2 separate regions of the Mus musculus genome follow, and region 1 is linked to region 2. The links are chromatin loops, found by intact Hi-C in ENCODE. Cell type or tissue: heart. All regions are shown on one strand. Each heading gives the region's core, and the rest is flanking DNA. Links, peaks and the distances in the headings are about the cores only.

Region 1 (12,603 bases), core at 4,279-8,278, 62 kb before region 2:
AAAATAAATAAATCTTTTAAAACTAAAATTTAAAAAATGGGGGGGGGAACCAAACAAACAAACAAAAAAACAGCACACATTCTGTGTTTGGCCACAGCTTTGGGGACAGCCCCCAACTCTAGTTGCTCGGGAACCCCCTGAAGGTCAAGCTGCACATCTGCTACATATAGGCAGGGAGGCTGAGGTCCAGCCCGTGTATGCTCTTTGGCTGGTGTTTCAGACTTCGAGAGCCCCAAGGGTCCAGGTTAGTTGACTCTGTTGATCTTCAGTGGAGTTCCTATCCCCTTTCCTTCCTCCTGTGGGATATGTTCTTCTAGATGGGCTGCTTTGTCTGGCCTCTCAATGGGAGAGGAAGCACAGAGACTCACAAAGACTTGAAATGCCAAGGTTGGGGGATACCCAGGTGTCCCCCATCCACTCAGAGAAGAAGGGGAGGAGGAAGGGGGTGTCCGGAGGGGGTCAGTGAGCAGGATGCAAAGTGAATAAGTTAAAAAGAAAAAAAGAGTGATTGGCTTGTAAAATGGCTCAAGATGGTCCAGGCACTTTCTGCCAAGCCTGATGTTTTGAGTTTAAACCTGAGGACCCACATAGTCGTAGAAATTCTGCCAATTTCTTCGAGTTGTCCTCTGACCTCTGTATGAATGCCATGGTACATGTGCTCCACCCCCACCCCCAGCTCCATGTTGGACATCTCTGGAAGCCTCAAGGTCTGCAGTGAAGAGTGAAACTCAAGAGAGCACCACCTTTGCAAGCACGGAGCCTAAACTTCCAAGAGTTTGACCTCAGGGTTTATTTTTCTCACACATTTAAACACAGTAAAACTGTGGGAATAGGTTTCCAAAGGACAATTATCACAACAAAGCCTTAGGCTCAGCTATGTAGAATCTCCCCAGTAAGTCAGCAAAGCACCTTAACAATAGAAACGAGTTTCACTGACTGATAAACAGTGCTCAGGAAAGCCTAAGGAGGGAGGATTTGTAGTGAGCATAAGAATAGAGTCTACTACACTCACAGTCAGTTATTGGATGGAACACTGGGCCCCCAGTGGAGGAGCTAGAGAAAGTACCCAAGGAGCTGAAGGGGTCTGCAACCCTATAGGAGGAACAGCAATATGAACTAACCAGTACCCTCCAGAGTTCGTGTCTCTAGCTGCATATGTATCAGAAGATGGCCTAGTCGGCCATCATTGGGAAGAGAGGCCCCTTGGTCTTGCAAACTTTATATGCCCCAGTACAGGGGTATGTCAGGGCCAAGAAGTGGGAGTGGGTGGATAGGGGAATGGGGGGGGGGGAGGGTCTGGGGGACTTTTGGGATAGCATTGGAAATGTAAATGAAGAAAATACCTAATTTAAAAAAAAAAAGAATAGAGTGTACTGATGGAGAATAGGGGGAAAAATGGGACCTCTTTCATAAGGATGAGTTCTATTCACTGAGAGACAAAGTTTAGGATTAGGGCCTAAATAATAACCCAGGATTTGGGGGGGGGGGGAATTCAGGAAGGCTGGCTCCAGCAAAAAGATCACCAGGTTGTCAGACAGCATTCTCTCCTGCCTTCAGGGTGACTGGGGTCAGTCAGTTCCCTCCTTTGGAAAAAAAAAAAACAAAAAAACTAGGCTCATGCAACAAGTGTGGTTTCTCCAATGCTTTCTTTAAGCTGTGCCTCCTACACTCTGAACGTTCTCCCTGACAACACACACATAAATAAATGTAGCTCAAAGAAAAATATGCGTATAAATATTTATAATAGCTTTATTCATAGCAACCCAAACTATGAACCCAAAGGATTTCCAGCAGGTAAATAGCAAAATAACAAGCTGCAGCTTACCTACATCATAACCATTAACAATAAAAAGAATGAACTATATACACAAAATTTGGGTGAATCTTAGGAACATATGCTTATGGTAAAAAAGATAGTTAAAAGTCTCATTCTGTATGATTCTGCTTTTAAAGATTTATTTATTTATTATATGTAAGTACACTGTAGTTGTCTTCAGACACACCAGAAGAGGGAATCATATCTTTTTTACGGATGGTTGTGAGCCACCATGTGGTTGCTGGGATTTGAACTCAGGGCCTTCAGAAGAGCAGTTAATGCTCTTATCCACTGAGCCATCTCACCATCCCCAGATTCTGCTTTTATAACATCTTTTTTATTTAATATTTAAAAAGATTTGTATATTTATTTATCTTATGTGTAAGAATGTTTTACCTGCCTGTATGTGTGTCTGGTGCCCTCACAGTTCAGAAGAAGGCAGTGGATCCCCCTAGAACTGGACATTAAGATGGATGTGAGCCACTATGTGGGTGCTGGGAACTGAACTCAGGTCCTCTGTAGGAGGAGCAAGTGCTCTAAACCACAGAGCCATCTCTCCAGCCTCTTGGTCAGTGTTTTATCTCAGCAACAGAAACCTAACTTAGACATTGAGTCTGGAACAAATAACTGAATCTACCAATGTAATCTACCACATACTATGATTTCAAATAAAAATTCTGCGTTTCTTAAGGAATCCAACAAACCAATTTTAATATGTCAATGGGAGGGCTAAGTAAACTTGAGTTCCCCACGCTCAAGTAATAATGAGGCACAGTGGTATTTGCCAAAACCCCAGTATTGGGCAGTGTCTTTGTTAAAGTTTCATTGCTGTAAAGACAGACACATCATGTCTAAGGCAAACATTTAATTGTAACTGGCTTACAGTTCCATTGGTTTGGCCTGCAATCATGGTGGAAAGCCTGGCAGTCTTCAGTCAGACAAGGTGCTGGAAGAGCTGAAAGTTCTACATCTCGACCAGAAGGCAGCCAAGAGGAGACATCAACTGCAGACAACCAGGAGGAGGTTCTCTTTCCCATTGTCTGAAGCTTGAACCCTAGGACCTCTCAAAGCCCACCTACACAGTGACGGCTTCCTCTAACAAGGCCACACCTACTCCAACAAGGCCACACCTTCTAATAGTTCTACTTCCCATGGGCCAACCCTCTTTAAACACCACCACAGGTGGGTAGGTAAAAACAGGTGGATGTGGGGGGGGGGGTGTCCTTTGGCCCAGTTAGTCTAGATCCAAGAGGAGGTTCCAGGTTTGGTGAAAGGCTTATAGAAGATACTTTACATTCTTTATCTTTCTCTCTCTCCCTCAACTCTCCTCCCCATGCTCTAAATAAACTCTATTCTATACTATATTTATGGCTGGTCCCTCAGGAGGAAGGGATGCCTCAGGATGGGGCCACAGAGGCACTCCCTTCCCCCACACCATACTGCACCTCCATCAAACATATCCCTGATTTCCTTTTCTTTTGTATAAAACACAACAACATGCACACACACACACACACACACACACACACACACACAAGCACAAATATTCCAAGTAACAAATATACTAGTGGAATCTCAGAAACGCAATGCCAAAGGGCAGGGATGTGGCTCAGTTGGCCGAGAGCTTGCTGAGCATGGTCTAAGTCCGAGGTTAATCCCCAGCACTGCATAAAACAGGATGCATGCGGTGATGCACGCATGCAATTCCAGCACTTGAGGAGTAGAAAGCAGGGGGTGCTACCAGACATTCAAAGTCATCCTTGACTAGCCTGGGCTACTCAACCCCTGTCTCAAAAGGAAAAAAAAAAAAGGAAAAAAGTTGTATAGGCAGCAACAAAGTATTCATTTGTCGAAAAGGTCAAAAAGAACCATATAGTGTTAATAAGAGAGTATAAAGTTCAGGGTGGACACTAGAAGAACATGATTATAGAGGGACCCATGGAAGGCTTCCTACAAAAGCAAAAGCCGGTTTGTATGGTAACAAACATAGAGACCAAAACATTGCTGAAGGCTGAATAACTAACGTGAAAATAACAAGTGCAGTCAACTTGTTAAAGAAAGGTTGGTGGAAAGAAGAGCAGGCCATATGATCACTGAGCAATGACCCTTGTCATTCACTAAGTAGATGTCTTTCTCATTCACGTGCAGCAATTTGAATGGGAATGCCCCCACCCCCACCCCCAGCTCATATTTGAATACTTGGTCCTCGGTTGGTGGAACTGTTTGGGAAGAATTAGGAGATGTGGCCTTGTTTGAGGAGGTGTCATTGGGAGTGAGCTTTGAGGTTTCAAAAGTGCACACCATTTCCAGCTAGATCTCTCTGTCTGATGAGTGTCAGCTACTGATGTAACACCATGCCTGCCTGCGGCCATGTTCCCTGAAGGACACTCTGTAACCAAAGTCTTAACCAAATATTTTCTTTTCTCTTTCTTTCTTTTCTTTCTTTCTTTCTTTTTTTTTTAAAGATTTACTTATTTATTTATTTCATGTATGCGGGCATACTATCATTGTCTTCAGACACACCAGAAGGTGGCATCAGATGCCTATTACAGATGGTTGTGAGCCACCATGTGGTTGCTGGGAATTGAAGTCAGGACCTCTGGAAGTGCAGTCAGTGCTCTTAACTGCTGAGCCATCATCTCTCCAACCCACATCTTCTTTTATACGTTTCCTTGGTCACGGTGTCTTATCACAGCAATAGGAAAGTAACTAAGGTGGGTGGGAGGGCAGTTAGAGAAGCCTGGCTGCCAGCTGTTCCTTCCAAAGGAGCAAGAATGGAGCTGCGGGCTGGGGACCTTCCTCAAATCCAGGGAGATTTAGGAGTTTCTTTTCATTGGTTCATCTAAACTGTGGCTCCTTGGAGATAAGATCTCCACGACAGCCCAGGCACTGCCTGGAATTCCCATTAATCAAAGTCTGGGTACAAATGCAGACTAGTCAGCTCCCAGGGGAACTCACGGATCTTGCAGGATGGCGGGATTTTTTTTTGTGTGTGTGGTTTTGCGGAGGTTGTTGTTGTTGTTGTTTTTGGATCTTTTGTTTGTTTTTTGTTTTTTTCTCGTCCAATTTGCTTCCACTGAGCTGCTCCATTTTTCACCCAGCCCCTTCTCCTCTTTCATTTCTTTCCTTTTTATTTTTCAAATTTTAACGACCCATCCAATGAATTTCACTGAGACTGTTTACAGGAGGAATCATGGTTCCTTCATGAGAGTTACAACACTGAAGAACCCCTCCCCCCACTCAACTGTTAACTGCGTGTCAATCCTTAGGGAGGGGAGAGGATTTCTCACTGTGGATAAAAGAGAAATAATTACTTTGAAATGTCACGTTTACATACTTTACGTCGGGAGCTCTGGAGTTTAGTTGAGACCTGCTCGCAGAGCAACCTGGAGCTCTTAGTGGGTAGGGACAGGACAGGCGCCTCTCCTAACAGTTTCAGGTTGGGAGTGACAAGATTGAAAACAAATTTCTCCCAGAAGAGTTTTCACACTTTGCTAAATAAAACAGCTGCTGAGACTGGGAGGGAACGGCGGACGGGGGTTGGGGGTGGGTGGTGGGTGGTGGTGGTGGTGGCGGCGAGGGTGGTAGGGGGCGCAGAGTGGGGGAGCATTCCCAAATAGTTTCGGAGGATCAAGTGCTTAACTCTCTTCTAGGGTGGGCGGGGAGGGGGTTTTGGAGTGTCTCCTGTTTGAAGCTTTCAGGAGGCAAAAGGAAACAGATACTCTAAGGAAAAGGAGGTTCTCTCCTTGAAACCCAGCTATATTCCAGAGAGGGTGTGAAAAAAAAAAATCGCTTCACCGTAAATTTATCACCAGCCTCAGGTAAGATCGAAGCGTCATGTTCACCGTTCTACCTGCTGACCTCTCCACCTCTGTGAGCAAAAGGTTCCATCACTCATTTGTCATCAGATCGTGTGTGTGTGTGTGTGCGTGTGCGCGTGTGCGTGTGCGCGTGCGTGAGAGAGAGAGAGAGAGCATGCACATGCGCGCGCATGCATGCCTGCATGTGTGCATGTATGTGTGTTAACTTTCTTGCTTGCATTTATATGTATATCGGTGCTGAGGGATTTGAATTTGGGTTCTCATGCTTCATCAGAGCGCACTTTACCCACTAAGTCCTGAGCAGCCAACCCCATGAGATTTTTCTTGAGTAGAATGGCATTCATATAAGGCTGGAAATAGCATTGATTATCTGAGCCTGGTCATTGGGACTGCTATGAATTTGAAATAAACACATTCTTTGAAGTAACCTTTTGTTTACATTAGGCTCCAGGCTTACCACACTCCTAAATCGCTCAGTAAGTTGTTCTTTTTCTTTTCTTCTTGAGGCAGGCTCACATAGGCCAGATGTTGCAGACATTTGTTGGAGTGTAACCCCCTAGTTTATGCTGCCCGGGGAGCTCTTTTAGGTACTGAAAAAGTAGCTGTGGCAGTGAGAGACAAAAACAGTCAAGACAACAGTATGTAAGGCGTACTTGGAACCCGCGGGTGAGGACTGATGTCCCTGCTGGTCCTTCACCAGGCAGCAGCGGGAGAGAGGATGCCCGACCCTCTCTTTGCAGCAGCTTCCTCGGTTTCCATCGGCTCCAGAAAGCCGGCCACAGGTGGAGGGCTGGAGGGTTCTCCGCTCAGTCCATCCAATTGGTGCGCCTGGTGCCCGATGCCGCTGAGGAAACAGCCCTCAGCGCGGGTGTCCTCCCGCTGCTCGTGGGTCCCAGTGGGAGCCACCCCGCACCTCCGGGATGTGCGGTTCGGGAGGATCGTGTGCAATGACCAGCGGCCGCTGCGGGGCGCTGTAGCCCTGCGGACAGCCGGGTGGGGCGTGGCCCGAGGGGCGTGGCGTGGAGTATGGGGCGGGGCCGGCGGGGCCCTCAGGCATCCAGGCCACGCGCGGTGGAGCGTGGGGCGAGCGGCTGCGGGCAAGGAGCGCAGCGGCCCGCGAGCTCCGTGCGGAGCGGCCGGCCGGCGCGGGAGCGAAAGGTACTGGGCATAGTCGCCGGCTCCTGCGAGTGCTAGTAATCCTCCAGGAGCGCTCATGGGGACACTGGGAGGGGGCGTCGCTGGCAGGGGCGCGCTCCTTAGTGGCCGTCTGGCTCCGGGCGCTCTCGACGTCGCGCGTGTGGGGAAGTGCTTGCCCTGCAAACTCTTCCGCAGCCCAGGGCAAGGGCAGTTCCCACGGTCGTTTGGAGCACGGCTGGTCCCGCGGGGCCTTAGGGCCTTGTGCGCCGCCTTTCGGGCTCAGGATTCTCTTACTTGCCTAGGGCATTGAAATGTATCGCTTCCTGTAGATTTGGGGAGCTGGAGAGAAGGGGGATCATTATGGCTGATCCAAAAGGAGTTGTACTTTGTGAAGCTGGCCAAGAACGTTTCCCCCGAAGTGCATTGAGAGAATTCACGTGGTGGTAAGGTGTGTGTGTGTGTTTACCACTTTGATGGCATGAGACTGAGTTGTGAAACCACCAGTTAGGTGTGCGACTGGAAAACCCACGTCTTCAAGCCTTAATAGTTAGAGCTGTGAACTGAAAGCATCATACATAACCTTGAAGTTGACATCAGGCTTTATGGCGGGCATCGTTCCTGTGAGGCGAGGCTCTTGGCTGGTGGTAGCCATGTGTATTAAATTGATACTGATTGAATGTAATGGAAAGAACTTGGACAGTGACCAATCACACCCAGGTGCGAGGTTGTCCCAAGTGTTCAGATTGATACTGACTAACGGTTTCTCATCTTTAAAATATCTGTTACGTGAGTAGTTGGGATAATTAACTTCCTTTGTTACCCTGATTGTATACTTAGCATATGGTGAGTAAGTTTTGTTTTGTTTTATCCTGAGAATACAATGGCCAGAGGATGGCTCATCTGGCAGACTCTTGCCACCAGACAATTGGAGTTTGATTCGCAGAAGGTGTGACAAGGTGGAACTGACTCTCTCACCAGTCGTGGTGTCCTCTGACCTCTTCATGGGCTGAGGTTCATACACACACACACAACATAAATAAACTAGGAATTCATATTACAATTAGGAGGGGTTTCTGCCCTCTCAGCTTGAGGGAAGGAGCAGTCTGAGAAAAAAAATGAGGGAAAATTGGACACCAGACAACAGTTAGTTATAAATTGTTGAGAAGTCTAACCAAAGCTGATTTTTAAAATCAAAACCATCACAATAAAAATGCTAGCCCAAGGGGCTGGAGAGATGGCTCAGCAGTTAAGAGCATTGGCATCTCTTCCAGGGGACCCAGGGCCAGTTCTCAGCACCCACGTGGCAGCCCACAACTTCACAAATATCTGCAACTCCAGTTCTAGTGAACCCAACACCCTCACACAGCCATGCATGCAAAACACCAATGCACATCAGCTAGAATAAATAAATTATAAAAATGCCAGGCTGGGGGTCCATGCCTGTAATTCCAGCCCTCTGGAGGCTGAGGCAGGGTCATTAGTTTGAGGCTAGCCTGGGATACACAGCAAAATTCTGCCCTCAAAACAAAACACCCAGCCTTGTTTGTTAACTCCTTGTTTGACCTTGGTAGCTAGGACCAAATGTTAACCTTCGCATTCTCCTTAGCCCATCCGTGTTTCCAAAGCCGATATCTTCCATATGAAAGCCCAATAGCTTGTGCTATAACTCAGCTTAGCAACGTGGCACACAGCTAATTCCCAAAGTCCTCTGCTCCACCCAGACAGATTCTGGTGCCTTCTGTGAACTCTTGCTCAGAGAGATGGAATACAAGAATAGCTAGCAGGCACAAGTACCCCATTACCCAGCCGAGGAACCCTTCAGTTACCATCCCCACCCCTATCAAATCACTGCTCTGCGTGTCGTCTTAATTCCCCCTTTGCTTCACATTTCCACAACAATTTAGAGCATTCTCGAGTTAAAAGCAGGATATCAAGAGGAAAGCGGAAGCCAGGGAAAGCTTACAGTTTGAGCGGGAGACCGTGGTTTCCCTGTGGTGGACTCGGGCGTGTTCAGTCTGTGTAGAGAACTGTGTCTTCCCCTCACTTAGAGGCTTTAATTTTAAAAGCTTGCTTGAGTCCCTAAGAATTTGGAAAACAGTAATTTGTGACCCTGTGTCTCAGGGAAAAGGTTTTGTTTTTTTTTTTTAAATACAGCTCTCAAGAGAACATTGTTAGGGCTCTGAAGGGTGAAACGCCGAGTGTTCTTTCCCAATGGCTTTACCCCACAACTCTTTGTTCCTTAGTGTGTTCTGTCTGTCACTGTTATTTCTTCAGGATAAACACAGCTCTCCTTCAGTGGTTCCTTTTTTCTTTTCTTTTCCATGAGACAGGGTGTCTGTGTGTACCCAACACACAGAGATCCTCCTGCCTCTGTCAGAGTCCCTTCAGTGACGGTTGAACAGCAAGCTCTGAAGTCTCACCTGAAGGAAAGCCTCCTGGAGAGGCCCTGGGGTCTTTGCTGTGTAAGGGAGCTAGCTTGTCCTGGTATTCTTAGGTGTAGGTAGGAGTGGGTAGGTGAAAACAACTAGGTAGGTATTTAGCTTCCACTTGAAAAAGTGATGTGTGTAAAAGTTCTATTTATTTAATTAAAAAAATTTTTTGAGATTTTTATTTTAAATAAAATAATATTTGATTTTTTTGGGGGGGTGTTTTGCCTTTGTGTAAATCTGTGCACCGTGTGTGTGTGTGTGTGTGTGTGTGTGTGTGTGTGTGTGTGTGTTTGCAGTGCCCATGGAGATCAGGAGACTGGAGTTAGCAGGTTGTGAGCAAGTGGCCGCTCTTCCTTTGAAAGAGCAGAGAATACTCTAACCCCGAGCCATCTTTGCAGTGCTGTATTTATTTATGTACGGGCAGGGTGTTGCTATGTAACTCTGCTGGCCTCAGATTCATGGCAGTCCTCCCTCCCTACTGTGTCTGAATGACAAATGGGGGGAGGGGGGCATCTGCTTGCCTGGCTCCTGGTATGTTTAAGTAGCCAGTCACTAGCAGTCACTAGCCTGTGCCTGTCCTGTGTCTCCTCAGGACACCACCCCTCTCATTTCCTGTCCACAGCAATTTTTCCATAACAGCCAGCTCTGGAAATCCAGCTATTGTAGGTACAGATTGGGAGTCCCGTGCTGTGTTCCCTATCCCCCACCCCCAACCCCACTACGGTTTCTCTTTGTAGTCTGGCTGTCCTAGAACTTGATCAGTAGACCAGGCTGCCTCAAACTCATAGAGATCCCACTGCCACTGCTGGGATTAAACATTTGGGACTCAGTGCTTCAGCTGGGATCAGCACTTGGGGACGATGTGTTCAGTACACTCAGCTTGTTAAATGTAATAGATAGATGACTCCCGTGAATTACAGCTGCAGAATACCCAGCCAAGGGTCCAGAATAGTACTCGAATCTGGAAGTATGCTTACGGACTTGCAGACTCTATGATTTTACTTATGTGGCATCACACCTGGAGTAGTCAGATTGACAGGGACAGAAAATGGGTTTTGGTTTACAGCGGGTATGGAGAGCATGCTGAGAAAGCATGAGCTCTGAATCCAGTGGTATGTTTGAAGTTGTTTCTTTCTATTTTTTGTTTGTTTGGTTGGTTTTTGGTTTTTTTGAGACAGGGCTTCTCTGTGTAGTTCTGGCTGTCCTGGAACTCACTTTGTAGACCAGGCTGGCCTCGAATTCAGAAATCCGCCTGCCTCCGCCTCCCGAGTGCTGGGATTAAAGGCGTGTGCCACCATGCCCGGCCTTTTTTTTTTTTTTTAAGATTTATTTATTATTATATCTAAGTACACTGTAGCTGTCTTCAGATGCACCAGAAGAGGGCGTCAGATCTCATTACGGATGGTTGTGACCCACCATGTGGTTGCTGGGAATTGAACTCAGGACCTTCAGAAGAGCAGTCAGTGCTCTTAACCACTGAGCCATCTCTCCAGCCCTGTTTCTTTCTATTTTTGAGATTATAATATGCTTATACCACTCTCCCCCTAATAGTATTTTAAAATAAAATTTCAGATTAGCCATTTCTGTTCATGATGCCTGTCTGTACCAGGGCACTGAGTTCAGGGACAGTGTAGGGTGGCCAGAGAACCTGAGATGACATCATCTACCTCTCCCACCACCTCCTCAAGCCCGGGCCGGGAAGAGATGTAAAATCTAGTTGTGCTCAGATTGAAAGGCAAGCATCTATGTTATTTACTGGGGGGGTGGGGGGGTGGGGGAGGGGGTGGTGGTGGTGGTGGTGGTGGTGGGTGGGGCTCCAGTCTAAAGATGAAAGATTTATTTATTATTATATCTAAGTACACTGTCTCCACTTGCTAGGCACATTGCTTGACCACTGAGCTGGAGGGCTAGCCTCTGAAATGAAGTCATTCTGTCCTGATGAGGTAAACTTTCATTCTGAGCCTGCCTTGGTTTTATTCTTTTTTTGTTGTTGTTGTTGTTGTTTTTTTTGTTTTTTCAAGACAGGGTTTCTCTGTATAGCCCTGGCTGTCCTAGAACTCACTTTGTAGACCAGGCTGGCCTCGAACTCAGAAATCCGCCTGCCTCTGCCTCCAGAGTGCTGGGATTAAAGGCGTGTGTGTGTGTGTGTGTGTGTGTGTGTGTGTGTGTGTGTGTGCACGCGCGCGCCACCACGCCCAGCAGATTTATTCTTTGTTTCAAAGTATTTGTACATTGTATTCTGCTTTGTTCAGTAGGCGTGGTTAAGAGAGCATCATTTGCATATTGTTAGAAAGAGTGTGAAACACCACCTAGAATTTACCTAATCACAGTGTTCCTGAGCCTGAGGTGCCTTCCTTTTCCCTCCCCTCCCCTCCCCTCCCCTCCCCTCCCCTCCCCTCCCCTCCCCTCCCCTCCCCTCCCTCCCTCCCTCCCTCCCTCCCTCCCTCCCTCCCTCCCTCCCTCTCTTTCTTTCTTTCTTTCTTTCTTTCTTTCCTTCCTTATCTAAAATGGTAGAATTGTAACTTGCAGGCTTTTCTCACATATATGCTTCTTTATTCACTTTCACGTTAGAAGCCTTTTTAATAAATTGTACTTAAACCCTTCCACCCAGACATTCATGCTGTGCATTGTAACAAACAGCTCTAGAACTCAGTGGTCTAATCCGGGGGAGTATTTATCCAGTAAAGTTGGTGGTTTACACAAAAGCCAGTTGGTTATTTCAGGCTGGGTAGCTCTCCTGGGCAGTTCTCCTTCAGGCCAGTCAAGGGTCAAGATGCCTCCTTCTTTGTAATGGCACTGTCTTGGATTCCTGGCCTGAAAGCTCAAGGCAGAAGAGAGTGTGGAGGCGTACCATGCTTGGCCAGAGCCAGCTACATCACTCTCCTTGAATTCAAGGAGTACCAGCCTGGGCTATGCTGATGGATACAATCTGAATTTCACTTCGGAGGCTGAAGCAGGAAGATTGAGAGGATTGGCCATGGTATAAGACCCTATTTCAAAAGTATTCAAAAACCTTAAAAGACCAAATAAGCCAGTCTTTTTACTGGCCACTTAAGTGTAACTGCTTTCATGGATATTTCCTGTTTTCAAAACACACACACACACACACACACACACACACACGGTTTTTACAGTATAGGTGTGGATGACATCTTCATATAGGGCATAATTGTATCATAATTGCTCTAAGAGCAAATAAAATGGGATTATACCATCTATGTTCAAGAACTTACTAGCGACTGAAGGATATTGGCTTTATTCAGTCATCTGACCATAGAGAATCGTACATTTAAGACAGGAGTGAGGAGGGAGATTAGCCCAGGACAAGAGTCTGCATGTCTCAGTGGCTTCTTAAATGTTATCATCACCGTTTAAACTACTAAAGACTGCTGGCACGCTG
Region 2 (12,603 bases), core at 4,487-8,486:
CCATGTGGTTGCTGGGATTTGAACTCAGGACCTCTGGAAGAGCAGTCAGTGCTCTTAACTGCTGAGCCATCTCTCCAGCCCATGAGCTGTACTTTTAGCAGCAGCCCTTGGCCTTCACTGTAAGGTTCTGGTCCACACTGACGGTGGAAATGGCTGGTAACAGTTTGTGACCTCTGAGAGAGAATCAGCTTCACTGTACAGGACCTGTTCCAGATGTGCCCATTGTGGTCCACCATGGATGCCGTATTGGGGAATTATGGCCACTACTGAATCTGGTTAGTTCTAGCCTGAAGGAAGACTCCATGATGGTTAGCATCAATGGTGAGAGAATGCTCTGGACAGATGTTTTGTTGAAGCTAGCCCCGTAAGGGACTGGTGGGGTTGGGTTGGGGACAATACTGACGCAGGTGTCTTCTTTAATTCATCTCTAATTTTTGAGACAAGGTGTCTCACTGAACCTAGAACTCTGCAGTTTGGCCCGGGTAGCTTGTAGCAGGCCCTAGGGATGTACTCATTCCCACCTCCTACTTGCTGGGATTATAGGAAGGTACCACTATCTCAGGCTTAAAAACATTTACCTGGGGGCTTGCTCACTACACACACACACACATTCATACGTATACACGACAGTCTTCAGGCACATCAGGAGAGGCCATCAGATCCCATTACAGGTGGTTGTGAGCCACCACGTGGTTGCTGGGAATTGAGCTCAAGACCTCTAGAATAGCACCCAGTGCTCTTAACTGCTGAGCCATCTCTCCAGCCCTTGCTTACAGTTTTAGAAGGTTCACCCATGATTGTCAATGGTGGGAATCAGACAGGCATGGTGCCTGAGGAGGAGCTGAGAGCCTTACACCCTGATCTTCAGGCAGCAAGCAGAGAGAAACCCTGGGCCTGACTTAGGCTTTTAAAACTAGAGCCCAGCCCCAGTGACACGCTCCCTTCAACAAGGCCACACCTCCTAATCCTTCTAACTCTTCTCAAATGGTTCTACTCCCTGGTGACTAAGCATTCAAGTATATGAGCCAATGGGGACCGTTCTCGTTCAAACCGCAGTATGCGTGGGGTGTGCGTGTGTGAGGGGGAAGGACAACTTTCGGGAATTGGTTTATTCTTTCCATCACGTGGCTTCCTGGGTTTGAACTCGGGCTTCGCGGCAATTGCCGTTAAATGCTGAGCCCATCATCCCCCGGTCCGTGCCATGTGTTTTCATGTGGGTGCCGAGGCTCAAACTCAGGTCTTTGTGCTTTCATCCTAGCCGTTTGCCAGCTGAGCCAGCATCTCCTTAGCCCTCAGTGAGGGGCCTTTAAAGCTTGTCCCTGTGGTTCCTGAGCTGCTGATAGGACATTCTGAGTGGGCATAGAGCGAGCAGCCACACAGCCGCCCGCAGAGTGAAGAGAAGCAGGACTGTGCTGTGCTCTCAAGGCTTGTAGGAGAAATAAGTGAAACGGGGGGGGGGGGGACCCGATGTGTCTGTGGCCCCAACACCAGTGGTGCTCAGGTAGGGAGACTGCAAACTCTAGGGTACCCTGGAGCCTACTGCAAAATCAAACCAAAGCAAGAGCTCGTAGACCAGGCATGGTTCCCCATGCCTATAATCTCAGCACTTGGGATGTAGAGGCAGGAGGATCAGAAATTCAAGGTCCTTAGCTACAGAGTAAATTTGAGCTATATACACAATTGCAACATGTTAATTAAACAGGAGGATTTTAAGTCATCACATCTGATTAGTTCCAAAGACATAAGCTGAGTCATAGAAAGGTTAAATGGTTTGTCCAAATTTACCAGCGAATTGGCTGCAGAGAGCTGGAACCTGTGGTCTGGCTCCTGATACCAGCCCAGCTAAAACCTAAATGGATTTTTCTCTATCCAGAGGAAGAAATGAGGGCTTCTGATAGTGCCAGTGGCACAGGCCCATTGCTTATTTGAGTAGGAAGAACCAGGAGTCTCTAGATCCCAGTGACTAGTCAGAATAAGGAATGTGGCATGTGGTGGGGAGTGGCTTGGTCAGTACCTAGGGTTCGAGGCACCACACCCGTCAGAGTGACTGTCATTGCCCTTGAGAAGAAACTGAAAGCCAGAGAGAGGTGACATGCTGAGGGATAGCCTGCAAACCTTGGATCCTAGTCTTTGTGGTGTGTATCTCCTGTGCTTAAAGTTACTGGGGGGGTGGGGGTGGGGTGGGGAGGGGAGTGTCACATGTTCTCCCTGAAGACTGCCATGCCTCTAGCCAATCCTGGTTCAGGATGTTCTGTGTGTAGCACATTCCTTCCAGGACGGTCCCTGATGCACTGTTCACTGTTCTCTGCCTATGGCAACTTTGTCCAGTTGTACTCTATGATCTCCAGGGCCAGTGCTTATGCCTGGTGGTAGGTGGTCCTGAACCACAGTGTGGCTCATGAGTCTGCACCCCATTCAGTCCCTGTCCTGTGAAGAGGAGTCCTTTGTCACCCCTAGGCAGCAAGGCAGCCTCCAACTTTTTCCTATCCCTGGGAAGAGTCCTTGGCAGTCTCAGTTACCCCCTGACAGCTGAGGACGCTGTGATTTCAAGGTCACAGGCCAGGGCAAGACCAGGGCAAGTTCCAGTCCCCCACCCAGGGCTAATCCATCCATGGCTGCAATGAGGGGCACAGCATCCTCATTCATCAGGCCTTGGAGCTGCTGCTGGACAAAGATCCCGGCTTCTACATCACCTGTCTTTCAGGTCCACACCTGCACAGAACACATGCTTTTCTCCACTTCTGAAGAGTAGAACACGCATTTGCTGGTCTTCTTGCCACTGGCCAGAGCTTCTAGCCGCTCACTAACAAAAATCCTTCTTGGGTCGTTGTGGCATGAGATCTTTTCAGTAGTATCTCAGTGATTCTTTGAGCTGGACCTGCCAGGGTGTACACTTGGATCTTGTGTGCCACTGCTGTGGTGGGGGAGGCGCAATCGAGGTCTCCCAGGGACATCCAGGGGACAGCGCTTGGGGCAGGGGATGACCCATTTTTTAATTCTTATTTTTGTAAAGAAAGAAATTAGAATGGGGTATGTCATCCTGAAAATGTGATGGCTTTTCCTGACGGGTCATGAAGTGGGGACTCACATGTCAGTCTGTGTTACTTGTCTCTTTCTTACTGACTTACTGTATTCGTGCTCTGTGAAATCTGTGGAAGGATTCTGCTTCCTGGTTTAGAAGCACACCATGGCCTAATACCATTTCTTAGTTCTAGAGCCTTGAGCTCTGCCCACCTAGTCCACCTTTCTGGACTCAAGCATGAGCTCATTAGTGGAGGCATCTGAACAGGAAGGCCAAGCCTAGAGTGGCAATGCCCTGCACACACCCTCCCCACTTCAGATAGCAGCCTGTGGCAGGTCAGGGAGGCAAGGGTGCAGGGACAGCCCTGCTCCAGGCTAGTTGTCTTCATGTTTTCTCCTATTATTGAAGTAAACCCTAACAAAAGCAACTTGAAGACAGAAGGGTTTCAGTTTAGCTCACAGTGCAAAGTCCTATATATTCAGGATGATAGAGGTCAGGGTACAGGAGTTTTAGGCAACTCAACCACAGGGAGGGAGAAGAGATCAATCAATACCTACTCCATGTATACAGTCCAGGATCCTAGCCAGGGATGGTGCCACCCACAGTGGGCAGGTCTTCTTCAGGTAATCTGTCACAGGCATGCCCAGAGACATGCCCACACGTCTCCCAGGATATTCTATGTTCTGTCCGTTAAACTCTAGCCATCACAGCAGACATTTCTAGACTGAGATACAGGATGATGGTGGGCCCTGGCTAGCAGAGGGGAGAAGAAAACAGCAAGTCTCAGAGAGCTGGAGCTACCGCAGTAGTCCGCTGCCGTATTCTTGTCTTTGGAAACTACCGTGTATGCTGTAGTGTGCGTTTGGCTGCAGTTGTCAACAAAGCGGACAATAAACACACTGTTGGTGGTAAGGTTTGCGCTAGGAAAGGCCCGTATCTTCCCTCTTGTTTCTTCAAGGCCAATTGCTTTTTGTCAGGTACCAAGGAAACGGCAGACACAAGGCTAATGATAGTGCCTATTAGCATACCCAAGCGGGTGTTGGCCTCTAGGTTCTCTCAGCAAGCATCTTTTACCCTGGCTGGCATACCTTGTCTCCTATTCTAAACCTCTCCAGCCCAGGGGCTCCCCTTCCCTGCCCCCAGCTTCTCTTTCCTATATAGCCCTGCTATTTCAGCCACAGGCTCTCTTGGCTTGCCTCTTGGTCCTCTGCTCTGTGTCTTGGCCCCCTCTCTTTTGCTCCTTCTCTCAGTCTTCCCCATCTCTCTCCTCTCATGGACTCTTCCAGATACCTCTGCCTTTTCTCTCCCTCATCTACAATGAACGCCTTCAACTCAGCCATACCTAGAGGCAGTCCCTGTCCTCCCTTCAGTCATTTCTTAGCATCAGCAGGCAGCTGCCATCATGGGAGAGGCCTGGGATGCCTGGCTCATGGTGAGTCAAGGACAAACTTTGCCTCCAGAGACTGTCCTGGAAAAGACAAACAGGAGGCAATTCAAAATGCCCTTCCCTGCTGTGGGACCAGTTTATGGCGGGATGACCTGCAGACAGTTGGGAGGTAGTCCCGGGCACACATAGGTACAGAATAAAAAGTGGCAAAGCCACAGAGAGGCTTCTTGGCAGTGGGCAGCAGTCGGTGAAGAGGCATAGCTGGCCAAAGTGCTGAGAATGGAACCGTGAATGTGTGAAGCTTCTACACTGCCATTTCCAGCACTAATAAAGCCTTAGGAATCCTAATCCGAGAATAAATTTTCTGTCTCTGGTGTCTGATAAGGGTGTAGTCTGTTTGGCTACCAAGCATGTTTTTGTAATAAAATGAGCTTGTGTGATTGGTTGGCTGTTAAATGATGTCAGTTTCTATGTTTTTCACTCAAAGTGAGTGAAGTCAGCATGCACAGGCCTCCCCAGAAGGAGAGCTCGGTTCCCTCAGTTCAGCTTTGCACACGTAGGCCATCTCCCTTCAGAGCCCCTGCCCAGGCTTCCTCCCTAGAAATGGCTTGTCCTCGCTCGCCTCCTGCCTGTCTCCCTGTTGCTGTTTTGCATACTTTCAGTTCTTTGGTGGCAATCTTCTTTCTTCACGAGCAGCTAGCTTGCTCGTGACTGGTTTTGTGTGTGCTTTGTTTGTCATGGGCTCAGTTTTGAATTATCTTAAGTGGTTTGAATGGTCTGCCCTATCCATCTTTCCCTACAAGCCCTGTTTCTGACATGTAGAGCCAGGAAGATAGGACCTCCATGAACCAGAAATAGGAGCTCGAGCCTCCCGCTGTTGTTGAGCTGCGCTCCAACCTTTTTATCTGTAAAAATGATGTATCTCTGGGAGGGAGTCCCAGGAGCTGTCAGCCCTCATCGGTTCTGTTTGCAGGCTCTGAAATATGCCTCCTCAAGTTGCAGCTTGTGGCTACTGCTGAGGATGGGGTGGCAGCCTCCCTGTTTCTTGATGGTTCTAACCCTGCAGGGCAATGGATGTTCCATGGGCCATTTTCCGAGTCGGGTATGGAGTTAGAACTCCCCAACTGTTTCGTAGTCAGGGTCTCCAGAGGGACACAATCACTAGGAGCTACTTGTTCATATAACTCTAGGAGACTCAGAAGGCTCACACGTTTATAGGGATTGAGAAGTGGAACCATTTGTCACAGTAGACTGGAGAGCAGAGATTCTAGCTTAAGTCTGAAAGCCTGAAAAGGAAGAAATGTAAAGCAGAGAAGGTAATCCCCAGTACAGATCCCCTGTGTGAGGTTTATGTGCCCACGGGAGCTAGAGGTGGCTGATCCCCAGGAGCTAAAGATGTAGCAGTTGTGGGCCGTCTGATGAGGGTGCTGAGAACTGAACTCAAGCTCTGAACCGCCGAGCCATCTCTCCAGTCCCCTTGAGAACCTTACTATCGCTAAGGAAGGGGAAAGTAAGCAGTTGTTTGGAATCCCTTTCGGTTTGGCCTGATTCCGTGGTGACGTTATGTAAGTAATGCATTCTCTCTGTGCAGCGGGGAGTTCAGTAGCCTGGTTTCCTTTCAGAGGCACAGCGTCAGGGAGCTCTGCTTTGTACAGTTCCCAGACAGCTTCAGTCACCCCCTGGCAGCTCTCCAATATAGAGTCAGTCAGGGCCAGCAGGTGGAAGCCAGGGCAGAGGGGGAGAGGAAGGGATGCCTGGCCAGAGAGGGCTTGCTCGCTCTGACACTAGTCAAGAGAAACCGACACGGGAAATCTTAGCTTGTGGAGATAGAGAGGTCCTGGCAGCAGTTGAACCATATAAAAGTCAAAGAGTTGCTTCTAGAAAATCTATTCATCCCATTTCCATGTTTGAATGCCAGGAATCAGACTGAAGAGATGGCTCAGCAACTAACAACACATACTGTTCTTGTAGAAGACCCGAGTTCGGTTCCTAGCACCCACGTTGGGCAGCTCATAGCTGCCTGCAATTCTGGCTCCTGAGTATTAACACCTCTGGCCTCCTGGTGCTTCTACTGGTATATGCCCCACACAGGCGCACACACACCTGCCCAGAATTAAAAATGAAACAAAATCTTTTGTAAAAAGGCTATATGTTGGGTTTATTCTTACCATGCATGCACAGAATGCAATATTAGGCATCCATGGGAGACCTTGTTATCCTCGGTGTGCCTTAGGACTATAAGTGAAGGATTCAAGATGAATCTTTACTGCAGCACATCCCGGAGAGAACTGTGAGTCTGTGGGAGGAGGCAGGACAGCTCCTTGGCCTGAGAGATGCGTCCATCTCCTGGGGCGAGAGGGTTGCTCCTGCCTGGGACTCCAGCCAGTGTATTGGGTCTGATCTTTTCCTTAGCCTCTGCTTTCACAGCTATGCCACTGTTAGGCTGCAGAAAGGCGAGAGCAGAATCACTAAAGTGAGACACAGGGACAAATGAGTACGTTCTGGTTGGAAGGATAGTTAAGTCTTGTCATCTGTCATCCTAGGTGTCCTCTAGCTTCTCCAGTGAGCACTCCGGGCCTTTGGTCACGCAGTTTACTTCATCTGGAGTGCCCCTTTGTCCGGCCTATTCTGTTTAATCATGTACCTGCTGAAATCCCCTTTCCGTGCAGGGCATCTCCCTGACCTCACAGGGAGGTCTGTTCCCTCGGGTGTGCGTCACCACTACACCCTCTACCCTCTCTTCACAGCACACTTCACACACACAGCTCCTCCACCAGAGTCAGGCTCCAGCAGACGTGAGGCTCAATGAGGGCAGGGAGCTTCTTGGGTTTGCTGTTGTCTCTGCCATTTCCGGGTTGCTCAAGTGTCATCCAGTGAATGAGAGAGGCGAATGCTTACAGGGTGCTAGGTTCTTCCCTTATGTAAAAAAACCACCGTAGCCGGGTGTGGTGGCGCACGCCTTTAATCCCAGCACTTGGGAGGCAGAGGCAGAGGCAGGCGGATTTCTGAGTTCGAGGCCAGCATGGTCTACAAAGTGAGTTCCAGGACAGCCAGGGCTATACAGAGAAACCCTGTCTCGAAAGCCAAAATAAGAGAAAAAAAAGAAAAGCCACCATGAGGGAAACATCATTTACGCTGACAGACAGACTGAGGCCCAGGGCTGCTTGGCACTTTGGCCAAGGCCATGTTATCAGCCTTAAGAAGGCTGGCCCTCAAAAGAATTAATAAAACTGCTAGCCAGCCTGTATCGTGTCCACCAAGGGTCGGACATCGATTTTTTTTTTTAAAGATTTATTTATTTATTTATTATATGTAAGTACACTGTAGCTGTCTTCAGACACTCCAGAAGAGGGCGTCAGATCTCGTTACGGATGGTTGTGAGCCACCATGTGGTTGCTGGGATTTGAACTTTGGACCTTCGGAAGAGCAGTCGGGTGCTCTTACCCACTGAGCCATCTCACCAGCCCTTGGACATCGATTTGACACTTGCAGTGACTTAATGAGATAGGCAGCATTTGAATGTCCACAGTATACGGTGCCTTCTGGTATTAACCCCAGAGAAACTGCATGAAGCTCTGTGTTAGCTGTCACTCCGATAGAATCAAGACTCAGAGGAGACTCTTGGGCATGCCAAGTTATCCTGGGTGGGAAGTTATCCTGAGTGTGTTAGTTGAGGCAGAAGATCTTGTCCGTAGTGGGTGGGTCTGTTCCCTGCCTGGGACCCTGGATCATGAAAGTGAAGAAGAGCCGCTGAGTAGTGGGCTGTGTTCACTGCCCTCTGCTCCCCGTCCGTTGACTGACATGAGTGTCAGGCTGACTTAGGCTTTTGCTGCATTGACTTTTGCTACATCGACTTTCCCCACTTCGATGTAATCCCAGCTCCAGGATGTTAGCTCTGGCCCCTAAACTAGGAGACGGGATGAACATTTCTCTCTTAGGTTGCTTTTGTCGGGGGATTTGAGTGTAGTAACAGAAAAAGAAACTAAGGCAAGATGTTCTGGGTGGTGGGAACCTGGAGTCTGCAGCTTGTGAGAAGGCTTTCTTGGTACCCTCTACTCTTGTGGACCGTCTTCTGTTCTTTCCTTCTTTGCGCCAATCAGTAGGAGTTAGTTAGCAAGCCTGGCTAATAAGATGTCCCACTGAAGGACACAATGCTGCTCTCTCCAAGTTGAAAGAAACCTTGTTAATTTCAAGGAACCTATTGTCTGCAACTACCATGAGAGAGAGAGAGAGAGAGAGAGAGAGAGAGAGAGAGAGAGAGAGAGAGAGAGAGAGTGTGTGTGCATGTATGTTTGTGCGTGTGTATCTGTTGCTTCTGCCTGTAATTGCTACATTATCCTCAAAACTGCCATTGTTCCCAGTGCCTCATACAGGTTAACTGGGGATGGGTAGTGTCGATGCAAAACCACAGCTTTTATCTTACAGGAAGCAGTAGCTAGTTTGAGAATGGCCTAAGAGTATAGGTTTAGATTACCAAAAATCCTGTGTACCAGTATGAAAGCAGTTTCATGAAATTTAAGATTTTTACAGAACAGCTGGGCAGTGGTGGCGCACACACACCTTTAATTCCAGCACTTGGGAGGCAGAGGCAGGCAGATCTCTGTGAGTTTTGAAGCTAGCCTGGTCTACAGAGTGAGTTCTAAGGCAGCCTGGGCTACACAGAAAAACCTGTCTCGAAGTAAAGTCATAAACCAAGGCAAGTTTAAAATGCATTGGTGGGCACATCAGAGAGGCAGTTATAGCAAGGTCGGGGATCTATAGGCCCTAGGTGCTAGCTCATGACATTCTTAGCTTGCAGTTTGGTAGAACCTAGTGGTCTGCTAAGCCAACAGAGTCTTAAAGTTTTTTTGTCTATTAGTCACAGATAATAGTTCTAATACAGAAGGGCAAGGAATGGCTGTCTGGAAGGCTAACACTAGCCCAAGAGAAGATATCTGGCCTTCGTGCCTGCAGTATGCCAGTCTCTACAGTACTGACGTTCTAATCATCCAACCAATCTGTCCAAGCACAGCTTCTTTTCAGGAGTTTTCCTTCACGGTAGGGGAACTAGCTTCTCACAGGGACGTGGGGATGAGTTGTCAGAGAATACCTAGTGCCAACGAGAAGATTGGCCTTTCTGGGATGGGAAGATAGGTCCGTTGGTAAAATGTTTGCTTTGTGAGGAGCAGGACCTGAATTTGATCCCAGAACCCACATAACCTATCTGGGTGAGGCAGCACACACTTGTAATTCCAGTGCCTGGGAGGGAGAGACACGCAGACCTCTGGAGTTCACCGGATACTAAGCTGGGGACCAGTAAGAGATGGCATCTCACAGAAAACTATGTGAATAGTGCCTAAGTAATGACATGTGGGGTTGACCTCTGCCCTTCACATGTGTGCGCATACACGTGGGTCCACATACATGTGAACCTGCATGTGTGCACACATGTATGCTTGTGCACACACACATTTTAAAAAAAGATTTTGTTTTCTGAAATCCAATCCAAGTATAGGTCTGTTGCTTGACTTATTTAAGATTAGTTTTGGGGCTGGTGAGATGGCTCAGTGGGTAAGAGCACCCGACTGCTCTTCCAAAGGTCCAGAGTTCAAATCCCAGCAACCACATGGTGGCTCACAACCATCCGTAACAAGATCTGACTCCCTCTTCTGGTGTGTCTGAAGACAGCTACAATGTACTTACATATAATAATAAATAAATCTTTAAAAAAAAAAAAAAGATTAGTTTTAATTTTCTTTATTTGTCTGAACTTATATGCAACACACCCATCTGTAGAAGGTGCATCTGTTTTGAGGCTATATGCCCTGAGCCCATCACACCAATCCCTAAAGGTACATGGTATTACACTCCCTTTCTTGCCAACACTACTTTTTATTTTGCCGATGACTCAGGGTTAGTATTATAAATAAACGTTGTTCTGTCCATGTGCAACATTTAAGAGTCACTTTTTTTTTTCTTGCAGTACTAAGTGTTGAACCCAAGCAAGGCAACCTCTATACCACTCAGCTACATCCACAATCCCTATAGAAAGTGTGTCTGTTTGGAGCCTGTCTGTCCCCTAGGCTTACTTGGAGTCCAGCTGTCCATCCAGAATACTATGATGAATAATGTCTAAATGGCTATTGCATTGAATTACACCGTAAAACTGACATCCGGAAGAATGAATTCCCCAGATGATGGGAAGGTCTTTTTCTCTCGTTCCAAGTCACATTATTAGTACTGGAGCTTAATGTGACTACTGGGGAAGAGTTTAATTTGCAAAGACAATTAGGCAATTTCATGGCTGACTTGAAGCATTTGTCTCTCCGGCCACTGAGTTGGTTCTGGTTGTCACCCTAACATCCTCCCTGCCATCGGGAGGAGAGCGGAGTGTGAGAAGTACAGGCTTTTGGCTTGTCACAACAAACCGGAACAAACCAAACAAACCAGAACAAACAAAACAAACCGGAACAAACAAAACAAACCAGAACGAAAACCTATTTGCAGAAAGAGGTCTTTTCTTAGTTTGAAGAAGGGACATAGAAAAATGTTTCGGCTGGGGGTGAGTGTTACTCAATAGAAGTTTTTTTGTGAAAGCTAATCTTGGTTGTCTACTTGACAAACCAGTGAAGAGGTGAGGATTTGCCTCCATCAGATTGGGCATCTCTGTAGGGCGTTTTCTTAATTGCTAACAGATGTAGGAGGGCCCAGCCAACTGTGTGGCTGGACAGGTGGTCCCGGGAGGCATTAGAGAGTGGGCTTAACCAGGCTCAGCAGTATAGACCTGATACAGGTGCAGGCAGATCTTTATGAGTTCTAGGCCAGTTTGGTCTGCAGGGCAAATTGCAGGTCAGGCAAGGCTCTACATAGTGAGACCATGTCTCAAAAAAGAAAAAGAAAGGGTTGCCCAGAGAGATGGCTCCATGGTCAAGAGCACTGTCTGCTCTTCCTGAAGACCTAAGTCCAGTTCCCAGCACTGATGTGACAGCTCTTAGCTGTCTGGAATTCTGGTCCCCAGACATCCATCTGACACCCTTTCTGTCTTCCTCAGTCACCAGGTCTGCATGTGGTTCCCAGACATATATGTGGACAAATCGTCTATGCACATAAAATAAAGGAAGCCTGCTGAACATGACCCTGGAAGCAAGCCAGTAAGCAGTGTTCTTCCACAGCCCGTGTTTCATTTCCTTGCCTGGCTTCTCTCACAGAACACTGAAGCCCTTTCTTTCCTCCAAAAGTTGCTTTGGGTCACTGTTTTCTTGCAGCACAGAGAAGTGACTAAGACACTTGCTTAACATGGTAAGGCCTGGGCTCAAGCCCCTGCACTACCTACACATTCACAGCAGTCAAAAATAAATGTGGGGGCTGGAGGATGGCTCAGTGGTTAAGAGCACTGGCTGCTCTTCCAGAGGTCCTGAGTTCGATTCCTGGCAGCCACATGGTGGCTCACAACCATCTGCCATGGGATCTGACTCCCTCTTCTGGTGTGTCTGAAGAAAGCAAAAGTATTCTCACATTCATGAAATAAATCTTTTAAAAAATAGTAAATGTGTTTCCTCTCTGTGATGGTTTGTATATTCTTGCACCAGGGAGTGGCACCATTTGGAGGTGTGGTCTTGTTGGAATAGGTGTGACCTGGTAGCAGTAGGTGTGGGCTTAATACTCTCACCCTAGGTGCCTGGAAGTCAGTCTTCCAGTTGCAGCCTTTGGATGAAGACATAGAACTCTCAGCTCTGCCTGCGCCCTGCCTGCCTGGATACTGCCATGCTCCCACCTTGATGATAATGGACTAAACCTCTGAGCTTGTAAGCCAGTCCCAATTAAATGTTGTTTTGTAAGAATTGCCTTGGTCATGGTGTCTGTTCACAGCAGTAAAACCCTAAGACACTCCCGAGGGAATAAAAGGACATTTCCTTGCGTTTGCCTAGCCAATGTTTTGTGTAAAGAGATTTTGAGGAATATAGGTGATCATTTAAGTCAGTCTTCAGGTTCTGTTTTTGCTTGCTTCTCTCACTGTCTCATATCTAACTCATTCTCTTGACAGATGTTTGTAAGTGTGCTGCTTGGGTGTTCCCTGTGGGGCTGACCCATATAGTGTGAACCCGGACAAGGTTCCTGTTGGATCCATGTTCTCCAGGGCTGGGGCTGAGTGGAGGAGACTACATATAAGAATGTAAGAAGAAGAAAACCCAAGCAGATTGACCAGGGCCATGTG

What was found. Peaks named below come from ENCODE experiments on the same cell type or tissue, not always from the same donor. Only the 100,000 strongest peaks of a DNase experiment are listed, where the experiment ranks them.
Region 1: it touches region 2 in a loop (3-fold over the local background); 4 of 42 quality-filtered maps call a loop at or near these places.

Annotation. Positions count from the first base shown.
Region 1 is chr4:32,944,939-32,957,541 of GRCm38, reverse strand. It overlaps Ankrd6 (ankyrin repeat domain 6), which reads left to right and starts at 6,716. Exons shown (of 16, transcript NM_001012451.1): 1 at 6,716-6,795. In heart, for the core only: a CTCF peak has its summit at 6,582; a DNase peak (open chromatin) is centred at 6,721; H3K4me3 peaks cover 3,122 bases; H3K27ac peaks cover 1,159 bases; H3K27me3 peaks cover 353 bases.
Region 2 is chr4:32,882,897-32,895,499 of GRCm38, reverse strand. All of the region lies in intron 1 of Ankrd6 (ankyrin repeat domain 6), which reads left to right. It also overlaps the pseudogene Gm11941. Among named protein-coding and RNA genes, the nearest start is that of Ankrd6, 62 kb to the left of the region's middle. In heart, for the core only: no CTCF peak of the experiment used is centred there; DNase peaks (open chromatin) are centred at 4,669, 5,359 and 6,059; H3K27ac peaks cover 929 bases.